Regions from separate parts of the Homo sapiens genome. Here region 1 is linked to region 2. Evidence: chromatin contacts called from ENCODE Hi-C or POLR2A ChIA-PET data. All regions are on one chromosome and are shown on one strand. Each heading gives the region's core, a stretch centred on a gene start or an enhancer-like site at or near the end of the contact. The rest is flanking DNA. Distances are from core to core; before and after follow the strand shown. Region 1 has its middle 44 kb from the start of SAR1B. Region 2 overlaps TCF7 (transcription factor 7).

What was found. Hi-C counts contacts between places; a loop is a spot of excess contacts on that map. ChIA-PET counts read pairs that join two places held with the same protein, here RNA polymerase II (POLR2A). Pooled maps may share reads with other maps.
Region 1: a loop to region 2 is called in a pooled map, with 2.2 times the contacts of the local background. The contact joins two enhancer-like sites. A Hi-C loop is called at or near these places in 1 of 50 pooled maps. POLR2A ChIA-PET finds 5 or more read pairs at or near these places in 6 of 52 experiments (GM12878, K562, T-cell and 3 more).

The regions. Positions count from the first base shown.
Region 1 is chr5:134,585,296-134,592,223 of GRCh38, reverse strand. No RefSeq gene overlaps it. Among named protein-coding and RNA genes, the nearest start is that of SAR1B, 44 kb to the left of the region's middle. RefSeq lists an enhancer at 626-685. Within about 2 kb of position 5,248, at least 8 of the 41 ENCODE cell types and tissues checked have a DNase peak (open chromatin) inside an H3K27ac peak, as active enhancers do.
Region 2 is chr5:134,142,624-134,148,794 of GRCh38, reverse strand. TCF7 (transcription factor 7) reads right to left here. Exons shown (of 10, transcript NM_003202.5): 7 at 5,912-6,074; 8 at 5,695-5,802; 9 at 5,155-5,203; 10 at 585-2,571. The coding sequence ends at 2,492. Among named protein-coding and RNA genes, the nearest start is that of TCF7, 31 kb to the right of the region's middle. RefSeq lists enhancers at 2,820-2,869, 2,980-3,059. Within about 2 kb of position 2,799, at least 2 of the 41 ENCODE cell types and tissues checked have a DNase peak (open chromatin) inside an H3K27ac peak, as active enhancers do.

The sequences.
Region 1 (6,928 bases), core at 3,999-6,498, 440 kb before region 2:
ACAGGGTTTACCGGCTCAGAATCCGGGAAGTGAGAGTTGGTAAACAAATCCCTCTGGCCTCCTTGCCTCTGGTCAGTCAGCAAGTCTGTGAGTGCTCTCCTGTACCACTGTGTCCTGCCCTCCTCTAACACCTTTTGTGGCTCCTCATTTTGTCCACTTCATACCCATGTCCTCTTTGAGCCTCTCAGCCACCCTGCATGGTGGGCCCAGCAGGAGCTCTCATCCTTATTAACAAATGAGGAAACTAAGGGCCAGAATGCAGGTCAATAATTTTCCATTACCCCAAGGACAACAAAATTCCATTTCTAGCAGCTTCCTCTTTCGTGGTGGATTCATGGATAAATTCTCTAGACTTGAATGGCCACATGTTGCTTAATGTTCATTGAGAATGGAGGGAAGTGGCCGGGAGCAGTGGCTCATGCCTGTAATCCCAGCACTTTGGGAGGCTGAGGTGGGCGGATCACCTAAAGTCAGGAGTTTGAGAATGGAGGGAAGAATAAGGGGGACCACCCACTAAATACAAACCTCTAGACCCGAGGCAACCCACTTGAGCATTATCCCAAAGACAGAGGCCTCCATCCCTATCAGGGAGGCCTAGGCCCCCTTCCAAGCCTGAGGAGGGATGCCTCCTCTTCTCTTCCAGTGCCTCTAGGCCCTGCTCCATGCTTCACCGTGTCACTATCCCAGCCCGACCTGGCATCTCACCCCATGACCACGCCCATGACTAATCCTGTGCTCCTAATGGCACACTCACCTGGTGACAGATGAGTCAGCCGCCACAATGGTGTTCTGATGGTGCAAAGGTGACAAGCTGAGTGGATAAAGCTTCTTCCTTCTCTCCTCTGCCCAAGTTGTGTATGGAGGCTCACCCAGCCCCATCTGCCAGCTAGCCCCACCTCACCCAGCTGGCCTCAAGTTAAAGGGCCCTGGTGAGATAGGAGAATAGGGAATTAGGGTCACCAAGGATCAAGGCATAAGCAAAAGAACAGCAGGTGCAGCCACTTCTAGGCAAGATTAGGCAGCATACAGGCCACATCCTCACTCCTGTGATAACAAGACAGAAATTTCCACTTCAGCCTCTGATTGACCACGGGCCAAGTATCCACTTCAGCCTCTGATTAGTTGCTGGCCAATCTGTCATAGGGTATAACCAACTGGAGGCCTTTAAAGGGTACCTAGGAGTGTTACCAAATTCTTTTTTTGTTTTTGAGACAGAATCTTGTCCTATCACCCAGGCTGGATTGCAGTGGCTTGATCTCCACTCACTGCAAACTCTGCCTCCTGGGTTCAAGCAATCCTCCCATCTCAGCCTCCAGAGTAACTGGGACCACAGGCACACCACCATGCTCAACTAATTTTTTCTTTCTTTCTTTCTCTCTCTCTTTTTTTTTTTTTTAGTAGAGACTGGGTTTTACCATGTTGGCCAGGCTGGTCTCGAACTCCTGGCCTCAAGTGATCCACCCGCCTGGGTCTCCCAAAGTGCTGGGATTACAGGCGTGAGCTCTAATCCACCAGCCACCAAATTCTTTTAGTTTAATAAGAACCCTAAAGAACATTGCAATGGGGCTCTGGAGCTGCTTGCTCGAGCCTGCTCCCACTCTGTGGAGTGTACTTCCACTTCAGTAAATCACCTTCATTGCTTCTTTCGTTGCTTTGTTCTTTTGTTTCTTTGTGTGTTTTGTTCAATTCTTCGTTCAGTGCGTAAGAACCTGGACAACTCACAGTCAAGACCTTCCATCCGGTAACACTGGAAAGCTTTCCCTTGCCCTCTGACCACAGCCCCTCCCCACAGGAGATGGACTTCAGAGGTCACAGATATCCCCCAACCTCTTCTCCCATTGTACAGATGCAGAAGTATCTCCCAAGTAGCTGGGTCCATCAAGTCAGTGGCAGAGAGAAGACTTCTCGCTCCTGGGTCAGCCGTAATTTCCTAGAGCAGTGTGCAAAAAGCCTTTTAGGGAAGGGAGGTGATTATAATTTCAAAAGAGCTTTGAGTTTGAGTTTGAGTTGGGGGACTTAGGGGAGTCACGGATGGTGCTCTAGGAAAAGCAGAGGCCCAACATGAACTCTTTTTAAAAAAAAACTGTTTTAAAATGGTTTCTTCTGATGGCCGGGCACGGTGGCTCACGCCTGTAATCCCAGCACTTTGGGAGGCTGAGGCAGGCGGATCACTTGAGGCCAGAGTTTGAGACCAGCCTGGCCAATGTGGCGAAACCCTGTCTCTACTAAAAATACAAAAATTAGCTCGTTGTGAGTGCCATAATGCCAGCTACTTGAGGGGCTGAGGCACAAGAATTGCTTGAACCCAGGAGGTGGAGGTTACAGTGAGCCAAGATCGTGCCACTGCACTCTAGCCTGGGTGACAGAGTGAAACTATCTTAAAAAAAAAAATTCCCCAGAAGTAAAATAAAATGGTTTCTTTTGCTTTACATTATGTTTGTTGCAACAAAGCAGTTGGGTGGTATTACATGTAGCAGGTTTTTTTTTTTTTCTACAGTATCATTTTTTTCTTAAACTGCAGCAAAACAAACAAACAAAAACCCCAAAAACACAAAATTCACTCTCCCGGGCTAGGTACGTGTAATCCAGCACTTTGAGATTCCTCGAGCTCAGAGGTTTGAGACCAGCTTGAGCAACTTGGCGAGACCCTGGCTCTACTAGAGAAAACAAAACAAAACAAAACACAACAAAAACAGCTGGTCATGATAGTGTGTGCCTGTGGTCCTAGCTATTCGGGAGGCTGAGGTGGGAGGAGCACTTGAGCCTGGGGGCATGCAGAGGTTGCAGCAAACCAAGATCGTGCCACTGTACTCCAGCCTGGGTGACAGAGTGAGACCCTGTCTCAAAAATAAAAAAATAAATTCACCCTCCCAACAATTTCCAAGTGTAAAGTACAATATTGTCAACCACATGCCATTGATGGGCAGCAGAGCCCTGGAACCACCCTCCCGTCCTGACTCTGTGCCTCCTAATCAATTCTCTTCCTCCTCCCCCCAGCCCCTGGCAACTACCTTTCTACTTTCTGCTCTATGATTTTGACTACTCTAAGTACCTCCTATAAGTGGAATCATACAGCATTTGACTTTTTTTGACTGGCTTATTTTGCTTAGCATAATTTCCTGCAGGTTGATCCATGCTGTAGCACAGGACAGGATTTCCTTCTTTTTTAAGGCTGAATAATATTCCATTGTATGTGTATACATTTTCTTTATCCATTCATCTGTCAATGGATATTTAGGTTGCTCCTACCTCTTGGCTATTGTGAACAGTGCTCCCACCAATCTGAACTCTTTAGATGTTGAGCTGAGACAGCAAATAAATGGGCTTGTGAGCTCTGGGGAGCAGAGGTCCTTCAAGGACACTACGGAGCTTCTGTTCAGCATTGGATTGGAATGTCAGGTATAAGGGAGGCTGTGGCTGAGTTAAGACAGGCCCAGCTGTGTCCTGGGTCACTGGCTGCAGCCCATTTTCCATTGTTCTCACACTGTAGGTGTCATCATGTTGGGGTTGTTGGGATAGTTTAGGATTTGCCACAGTGTATAAAACATGGAAAACCATGCTCCTGCCTCAGCCCCCTGCCTGGAACACAGTGGAAAGAGGGACCTGAGGCTTCCCACTAGGAATGCCAGGGAAAATACAGGATGCAATATTTGGAAAATGTACTGAGGAACTACTCTCTGAAATTTGAATGTAACTACATGCCCTATATTTTTATTTGCTAAATCTGACAGCCTCCCTCCTACCCACTGAAAATCTCTCCAGCCAGCAAATGGGGACCCTGTATCCCTACCCATGTTTCCTCAGAATGGGCTGGTGCGGATGCTTCTGAGCTCAGGCCTGGCTTGGAGTACTGGGGGCCAAGCAATACTCTGCTACGATGAGCTTGCCCTTAAGCCACCTGCTTGACTGAAACCCCATCCTTTCTTCCCTCCCTTTGACTCTTGGCAGGGAGTCCATCTGAACTCAAAAGGCTGCCTTGAAGTCCATATTTTATTATCTCTCTAAAAAAATTTTCTTCAGACAGGTATGGTGGTTCATGCCTGTAATCCCAGAGCTTTGAGAGACCAAGGGCTGAGGTGGGAGGATCACTTGAGCCCAGGAGTTGAAGGCTACAGTGAGCTGTGATTGCACCACTGTGCTCTAGCCTAGGCAGCAGAGTGAGACCCTATCTCAAAGAGTGAGACCCTGTCTCTTTTTTTTTTTTTTTTTTTTTTTTTTTTTTTTTTGCAGTAGAGATGAGGTCTCACTATGTTGCTCAGGCTGGGCCTGAACTCATGGGCTCAAGCGATCTTCCCAATTCAGCTTCCTAAAGCACTGGTATTACAGACATGAGCCACCACTCCTGGCCAATCTCCTTTTTTTTTCAGATGGAGTCTTGCTCTGTCACCCAGGCTGGAGTGTGATGGCACCATCTCGGCTCACTGCAACCTCTGCTTCCTGGGTTCAAGGGATTCTCCTGCCTCAGCCTCCTGAGTAGCTGGGATTACAGGTGCCCGCCACCATGCCTGGCTGATTTTTGTATTTTTAGTGGAGACGGGGTTTCACCATGTTGGCCAGGCTGGTCTCAAACTCTTGACCTTGTGATCCGCTTGCCTCGGCCTCCCAAAGTGCTGGGATTACAGGTGTGAGCCACCGCGCCCGGCCCTCCTCTTTTTTATTCATTATTTTTATTTTAATTTTCTTTTCTTTTTTTTTTTTTTTTTTTTTTTTTTTTTTTTTGAGACAGGGTAGTTGCGAGGCCACTTGGAGCTACCTGCATTTCCAGCATGGGCCAGAGGTGCCTATGTGAGTCCTGAAGCTTTCATCGCCAAGAAAAGATGCCTTTGCTGCCTCCTCTGGCCGCTCTGAACACAGTCGGAGGCTGCAAGGAGGACTGAGGCCAGCTCTAGAAGGACCAAGTGCTCTCTCTCTCTCCACTCTGCTGTGAACTTCCTTCCTTTCTTTGGCAGGGTCTGGGTCTCCTTAGCCACCCATCCAACCCGGGACTGGGCACCCAGCGGACCTCAGCCAATAGTTTATTCTCCCAAGAGGCGCCTCGTCCCTTAACAACCACCCTGTCACTGAAGCCTGATAGAGAAGACTCTACTCTGCCCTGGCTGGCAAGGGGGCATGCAGCAGGAGGTGCTGGAGTGCAGGAGCCTCAGCAGGGACAGAGGAGGGGGAGGCTGGAGCTCTGCAACCTGGAAATGAGGGGTTGGCCCTGGCCCTGTGGGCCTTGCCACCCGCGGTGGGAGTTGCCAGGGCTAGGGCCTAGCGGGCAGCAGGGGGCGCCCCAGACCCTATCTTGCAGGAGTTTGGAGCGACTAAGGGAATTCAGAGAGGGCAATGGAGACTTTCCTCACCCCACAGATTAATACTCTCTCACTAGCAGCACAGTCTCAGTGTGTCACTGCACACTGATTTGTGATTATCTACTTAAAGTCTGTCTCCCACTTTGGCCTGGTCTCTGGAAGGGGCGTGTTGTCCCCACAGTGTCCTCAGGGCCCTGCAGCAGATTCTCAGTGAGTGCTGAATCAATATCTCAATATCTGCATGAATGAAAGGTGGTTCCCTAGGCTGGGCGCAGTGGTTCACACCTGTAATCCCAGCACTTTGGGAGGCCGAGTCAGACAGATCACGAGGTCAGGAAATCGAGACCAGCCTGGGCAGCCTGGTGAGACCCCGTTTCTACTAAAAATACAAAAAATGAGCCAGACGTGGTGGCGAGTGCCTGTAGTCCCAGCTACTTGGGAGGCTGAGGCAGGAGAATCGCTTGATCCCGGGAGGCAGAGGTTGTAGTGAGGAGGGATCGCGCCACTGCACTCCAGGCTGGCCAACAGAGTGAGACTCCGTCTCAAAAAAACAAAAACAAAAACAAAGGTAGTCCCCAAGACCACCCCCAGCCTCCCATCAGATCCCTATGCCATCAGCTGTGAGTCCTGGTGGCAAGAGGACTGGCCCACCATGAGGGAGCTGCGACCAGGTCAGTGCCATCCTCCTCCAGTCCCACACTCAGGGGCTCTCAGCGGGCAGGGATAGCCAACTCCAGGGGAGAAGCCTAGGAGTGCTAATCAAATGTGAGACTCCCACCCTCAAGCAGCCATGTAGGCTGGTGCAGAGAGGATCCCAGAGGGACCAGGGCTGGGAATGCAGGGCCAGGCCTGGTGGTCCTCAACCTCCTGCCTTCCCTTGGGGAAGGGGGTCAGGGGTTCCTCATGGCTATCTGTCTCTCACTCCATAGGAGCCTGGATGACTCCTGGGCAACTCAAGGGAAGGCTGAGGGTCTCTAGGGCTCTGCTGCCCAACAGGGTAGCTACTAGCCACATGTGGCTTTGAGCACTTGAAATGTGGCTAGTCTGAATTGAGATGTGCTGTAAGTGTAAAATACACCCTGGATTGTGAAAAGAATGCAAAATCTCTCATTAATAGTTATTTTACATTGATTACATGTTTAAAGACATTTGGATGTAATGGGTTAAATAAAATATATTATTAAAATTCCCTATATCTGTTTTTGTTTGTTTGTTTTTTGAAACAGAGTCTCACTCTGTCGCCCAGGCTATAGTGTAGTGGTGCTATCATGGCTCACTGCAGCCTCAACCTCCCAAGCTCAAGCAATCCTCCCACCTCAGCCACCCGAGTACCTAGGACTAAAAGTGTGCGCCACCATGCCCAGCCAATTAAAATTTTTTTTTTTGTAGAGATGGGGTCTTGCCATGTTGTCTAGGCTGGTCTCGAACTCCTGGGTTCAAGCAATCCTCCTGCCTCGGCCTTCCAAAGTGCTGGGATTACAGGCATTAGCCACCATACCTGGCCCTGTTTTTCACTTTTTAAAAATGGGGCTACTAGAATTTCAAATGTGACTTGCACTATATTTCTAAAGAACAGACCAACATGTACCCTGAATCCCCCTGCCCTACATTTATCAGCTGGGTTAGGTTCACAGGTG
Region 2 (6,171 bases), core at 1,550-4,049:
CTGCGCATTGTGCACATGTACCCTAAAACGTAAAGTATAATAATAATAATTAAAAAAAAAGATGCAGTCTTTGGGAGGAAGGGGTGCTATTAAAAAATCCTCCTTTAGGATTTTGTGGTGCTAATAGGTTATAAAAGACTCGTTTGCTCTTGTTTTCCTTGAAATAGGATATGCACTTGTGGAATGTTTTCTTTTCTCTCTGCCCTCAGAGGAAAATGGAGCCTAGTGGTCATGTGTACCTATTTCAGGTTGAATTGTCTTGTCAGCCTTTATGGACGGCAGTTGGCAACTCATTTATTCTTATATGAGCACTGGGGAGCAGGCTGGCCTGCATCATTGTGGGGTTAAGAGCAAAGCTTGGAATGGGAGTATAGGCATAGCTCTCAGGTGAGGCAGGCAGGGCCCACACCCCTTTAGGGGAGATGACAAGTGTAATCCCTGGTTTCTACAGGCTGGAGGTTTGGGAACATATGTACCATAGGAAACAAACTCCAAGTTTCCTGACTGTGGAGAAGGAAAGGAAAGAATATCATGCTCTGTTACTGAAACAGCTTATTCCTCAGGGTCAGGCTTTGAAAAACAAACCCAGTAAAAAGTATCTTTATTCTCATGTTTAAAAGTTTTTCTATGATGATGCATTAACAATACAAAAATATTTTGAACACTACAATAATCTTTTTCTCAAGACTTCTTGCAGTGTTACACTAGAATATGTGATCTTTGGATTCTGAGAAACCAGTGGCTAAAGTAGGAACTAAAGGCTTTTTTTGAGGGGTGTGTGAATACATGGACAGCCCTTTTTTTTTTTTTTTTTTTTTTTTGAGATGCAGTCTCCCTGTTACCCAGACTGGAGTGCAATAGCGCCATCTCGGCTCACTGGAACCTCCGCCTCCCGGGTTCAAGTGATTCTTCCGCCTCAGCCTCCCGAGTAGCTGGGATTACATGCGCGCACCACCACGTCCGGCTAATTTTTGTATTTTTAGTAGATACAGGGTTTCACCATGTTGGCCAGGCTGGTCTCAAACTACTGACGTCAGGTGATCCACCTGCCTCGGCCTGCCAAAGTGCTGGGATTACAGGCGTGAGCCACCGCGCCTGGCCCGGCAGCCCTTTTTCTTTGGATTTAGGCAAAAAACAAAAATTAAATTAAAGACTTGTTTTTCAAGGCTGAGGGTTGAAGCTTGGCTCAAAAATGGGTTAACGTAGGCTATGGTGAAAACCTGTTGTCCACTACTGGAGGTTTTCTGGGCTCCTTGATCTAGTTGTAATGGTCCTCTGTCCCGCAGCCCCATGGGGAAACTGGAGCCGGCCAGGCGGACTGAATGCTGAAAGACAGGCTCTGGCTGTCATGAGGTTTTGGGTTTGCCCTCTCAAGCTGCCCAGGAGCTGGCTGGACTGCCATAGATGAACTGGAAATGGAATTGTGAAAAAGGCTCTGTGAATGGGGAGGGGTGCACACTGGATTTGGGCCATGACTTCTTTGAACTGTTGACTGCAGCTGCTAGTGACAAGCCTGGGGCCAGAGCTTCTTAGGCTGGTGGGTTTCTCAGGGAACACTTCCAAATAATTTGAACTAGAGCTAGATACACCCTCCCCTCCCCAATTTGCCTGATAAGGTAGTGTCAGATTATTTCTGTTGCTTAGGTTGATAGGCCTAAACTTAACCTATTCCATTCCCCTTCCTGCTTCTTGCAAGCTCCTGAGATCATAGTAAGGGGCTTCCTCTGGTCCAACTTATGAGTAGCAGCTGGTTTTGTTTTTGTTTTTATAAACAGAGCTTCTCCATTTCCTTAGAAGAGCTGTCATCTTGAGCTTTGTGCTTGTGACCATGCTCACATGTTGTTTGACAAACCAGCTCATTCTTGGTCCATGAAGTGTCTGAATGGGGAGGGTGTGGCAGTGGGGGATGGGGGAGATGGGTAGAGAAGGTAGCTAGGCTCAGTTCAGCCCATCTCTGACCTATAGCAGAAAAGCTAGGGAGGCAGAGGCTTCTGGCTGGCAAGACAGATGGTACAAAGAATAGATGCAGGCAGCCATAGGTACAAGGGATTCCCTTAATTAGATGACACATCAAGACAGATCTGATTCCCACCACTTGGAGCAGTTTGAATCGATGACCCCAGGTTCAGGCAGAAGTCCTGCAGCCTCTGAAATCTTCAGGGTCTGGACCCTGAGATGACGTTAACAGGACCCCTGGCCAGTTTCCATGAGATCTGGGTCTCTGTCACTTTCAGGGGGTAGGCTCCTGGAGGCGGCCAGGTGTCCTGTGCCTGCTAGGCCACCTGTCTCTGAGATTCCTGTTGCTGTACCTGTGTGCTCTGCAGGGTGCTGCGGGGGGCCTGTGGGGGCCCTGGGGTTGGGAGGCTGAGAGCAGTGGAGAGACCTGGGGATGTAGGTGCCGGCTCCGCAGGGCTAGTAAGCAGTTCTGTGGGGAAGCGGGGCAGCAGATGGTATGAGGGTGAGTCCTGGGGAGCTGGGGACCCGGGGCAGCCTAGAGCACTGTCATCGGAAGGAACGGGGCTGGGGCAGCGGCCTTCTCCGGGTAAGTACCGAATGCATTTCTTTTTCCTCCTAGGAATAGTGAAGAGAGTTATCTGTAAACAGAGGGTGAATTCATAGTCATACACCACAACCAAAAAATGCTGCCTTTGCACAGGCCTGGCTGATTCCTTGTCCTCTCTTCCTGGGACTTGGGTGGTAAGTCAGTGTCCTCAGACTGCCATTCTGCTTGGTCTGGCCCAGACCTAGGACAGGTGCAGTTCCCAGAACAGCCACAAGGTGGCAAAGGGGCCTTTTGTCACTAGGCCTATGGGCTGTCATCTGTCTTCCAAGGGAGTCATCTCTCCTGTCTTCCAAGGGAGTCATCTCCCAGTCCCGGCCTTTGAGCTTCTCCAGATGTGTTTGTGGGACTCACATCTGCACCAAGGCAAGGGGCCGCAATGCCTATGGCTTCCTTGCCCAGCCATCCCAGTCCTCAAGCTGGGCTAGAGGAAGAAGACATGGACAGTGACTCTTGTCCATTACCATCCTTGAGTTCTCTGGGCCAGTTTGTCTCTGATGGAATGAATGGAATAGAACTTCCCCTGAAGACAGGGTTGTTTCCCACCGTGCATATGTATGTGGATACACAGACACACCCCAAACTCCTCCTTGCCCTTGGACAGGGAGTGTGGTGGGTACACTGAGAGGCTGGACAAGTGTTCCTTAGAGCCAGTGGCCTTACTGCCTGGAGTACCCTCTATCTTAGCCCTGCCAGGCCTGGCCTGAAACTGACTGAGGAAACTTTAACCACTTGTTGGGTAAACCTTGTCACACCCACAAGTATTTCTCTGTTGTATGGTGAAACACATGAGCCCTTTCCCTCAGACAGCCCAGGGTACCCCCTGGGTCCTCTCCCCCAGCCTCTCCAGCCCTTTGGTATCAGTAGGTACAAGATAGCAAGTCATAAGGCTACCTGGCAACCAGATGGTTCTGTGTTGTTGTCACCTTGCTTTTTCAGATTAAGGGCTCAGGATGGTACAGGCAGGGATCCCATCTTGAAGAGGAAGTGAGGGAGCCCATGGGCCATAATGACTTTGAGGCCTGGTAGAATGGGCTCCAGGCCCCCTTAGTGGTGGCTGAGCTGTCTGTTTGCTGAGGACCTGCTAGGCCCACTGGCATCAGAGCTGCCTTCTTGAGTCTGTCCTTCCTTTCTGGAACATTCTGTGTCTTTCTCTCCAATCCTCCTGCACTTAGACCCAAGTGGTCTTCTCCACGCGCTGTGTTCAGTATTTACTACTATTCTCAGGAGGCCTGGGCTCCCAATCTGCTGAGTATGCTAGTGGGCTGAGGGGCCAAAGGAGTGGGCTGCAGGCCCAGTGGAACATGTGCAGAGTCAGGGAAGCAGCTTAAAGCAAAGGGAGAACGATGGTGGGGACAAACCCACCTGCACGGACCACACCAATCCGTCTGCTGGTTGAGGCCAAAGCGAGCACGGCATTTCTTAGGCGAGCCAGGGTCTGCTCACAGCCATGCCAGAGGGGTAGAGCAGGGCAGAGGGCGAGCAGGCAGCGGGGCAGAGCAGGGCCCAGAAAGAAGAGGTAACATCAGTGTTAGCCAGTTATAGACACCCTACAGCCCCCATAGGCAGAGTGGGCCTCTCCATGGCACAGCCAGCCCCAGTGGGAGCCCAAGAGCCCAGAGCCAAGATATCAGGAAAGGTGGGCACCCAGGTACGCAGTAGAGGCAGTGGGAAGAATGGGAGGGAGGGAGTCCTGTCAATCTGGCTCATCTCTGTGGCTTGTGGGGCCCTTGCAGCATGGAGGCTGCAGAGGGGCCCAAGGAAGACCATGGAGATCCAGCCTTTTATGCCCTAGGGCCACCCACCTCCTCCCCAACTCCCTACCCATTTTATCCAGTTTTTCTTCATTCTTGACCTACATTCCTTCAAGGGATAAGGCTGAAGGCTATACCTTATGCTGTTCTACACACTTGCAGATGGAAGGAAGGGCCTATTCTTTGCCTTGGAAAAAGGGCTAGGAACTCTGCCCTGCTCTGTCCCAGTCCTAGCCTCCAGCTTCCCTGTGTGGGGACAGCACGGCTGAGGTGGTCAGGGATGTGGAGTCTCAGTTACCAGAGAGGCAGGAATTCACCCTTAGGAAGGAGGCCTGCAGCAGGGTGTGGGCTTCTCTACATAGAGCACTTTGCACTGCCATGAAAAATGTTGAAGTGGGGGTGATAAATTGCCAGGCTCCAGCCAGTAGGCTGTGTGTCTACTGGGCCTAGTCATGGGGCCTAGCTCAGCCTCTCCCAGTCTCAGCAGAACTAGCCAGGACATTGTTTGGGCTAAGCATCAAACCATACAGTCAGTTCTTTGCTGGTTTCTCTGGTGAGTGGAGCTAGCAAAGGTAGTGGGTGCAAGGCAGAGGAACGCACCATCTACTCCAATTCTACCCAGCAGAAGCCAGTTCTGCTGGGTTTCCCTGGGACTTAGTATAATATAGCTGTTTCTTGCATGGGAATTTGACTTGTGAGATGCAGGCCTTGTTTTCATAGGCCCCAGGCCCTGAAGGCTCCTAGCTGGGTACCGCGTTCCTCCCTTTGGGTCAGAGGAGGGCTGCTCTTGAAATGGGGACATGGAGAGGAGCCTCCACTGCTGCTGAGAGAAGGTCTCACCTGTGGTGGATTCTTGGTGCTTTTCCCTCGACCGCCTCTTCTTCTTCCCCTGCAGGGAACAAAAGGAGGGATGCTCAGATCTGGGAGGCAGACATTGGGATACCCACAGCCTGCTGCCTAGCTTGGGTAACCCTGGGATTCTGGGCGTACAGGCCCCTCCTACCTTGGGGTGCTGGTGTTTCTTGATTGCTGGTCTTGCTAGGCTGCTATGGAGTGCATTTAGAAGCTCTTCCCTCACCCCAATCTGGTCTCCAGTTTGAATGGAAGGAGGTGACTTCCAGACCCCTTTCTCCCCTTCTGCCCATGTGGCCCAATCAAATGTTGGGTAACAGCTCATGTGTGAGCATATTCTGGAGTGGAGAATAGGATGTGGGCTTGTCCTCTTCTGAGGCAGCCATGGGAGGCCTTGGACCCTCCGTGCCCTTCCTCATCGGTGCCTTCAGGACAGTAGTTCTGCGTTCCTTACTGAGATTGTGGCCTGGGGCATGGTATCTCAAAGGGTCCCCTGCCCACCCCTGCTGTGTGTCACTAGGCACTCACGTAGTTGTCCCGCGCTGACCAGCCTGGGTATAGCTGCATGTGCAGCTGCCTCTCCTTGCGGGCCAGCTCATAGTACTTGGCCTGCTCTTCTCGCGACAGCGCGTGCCACTGCAACAGGGAAGAGGGGCAGGTGGGGTGCATCAGGGAGTCAGCAGGCTGCACCAGGCTGAAGATGGTCGGGGAGCATCCCTGCCAGCCCACCTGCCCATGGTCTCACCCTGCGGCCCAGGATCTGGTTGATGGCAGCGCTCTCCTTAAGTGTGCACTCTGCAATGACCTTGGCTCTCATCTCCTTCATGTACAGCATGAAGGCATTGAGGGGCTTCTTGATGGTTGGCTTCTTGGCCTCCTTCTCTGCCTTGGACTCTGCTTGTGTCTTCCTGAGGGGCACAAATCCAGATTGTTCAGGAGCCCCCCGAGTGCCCACCTAATTGCAGCCTCCTCCTCTAGCGTGGGCCTAGAGTGTGCCTAAGTGTA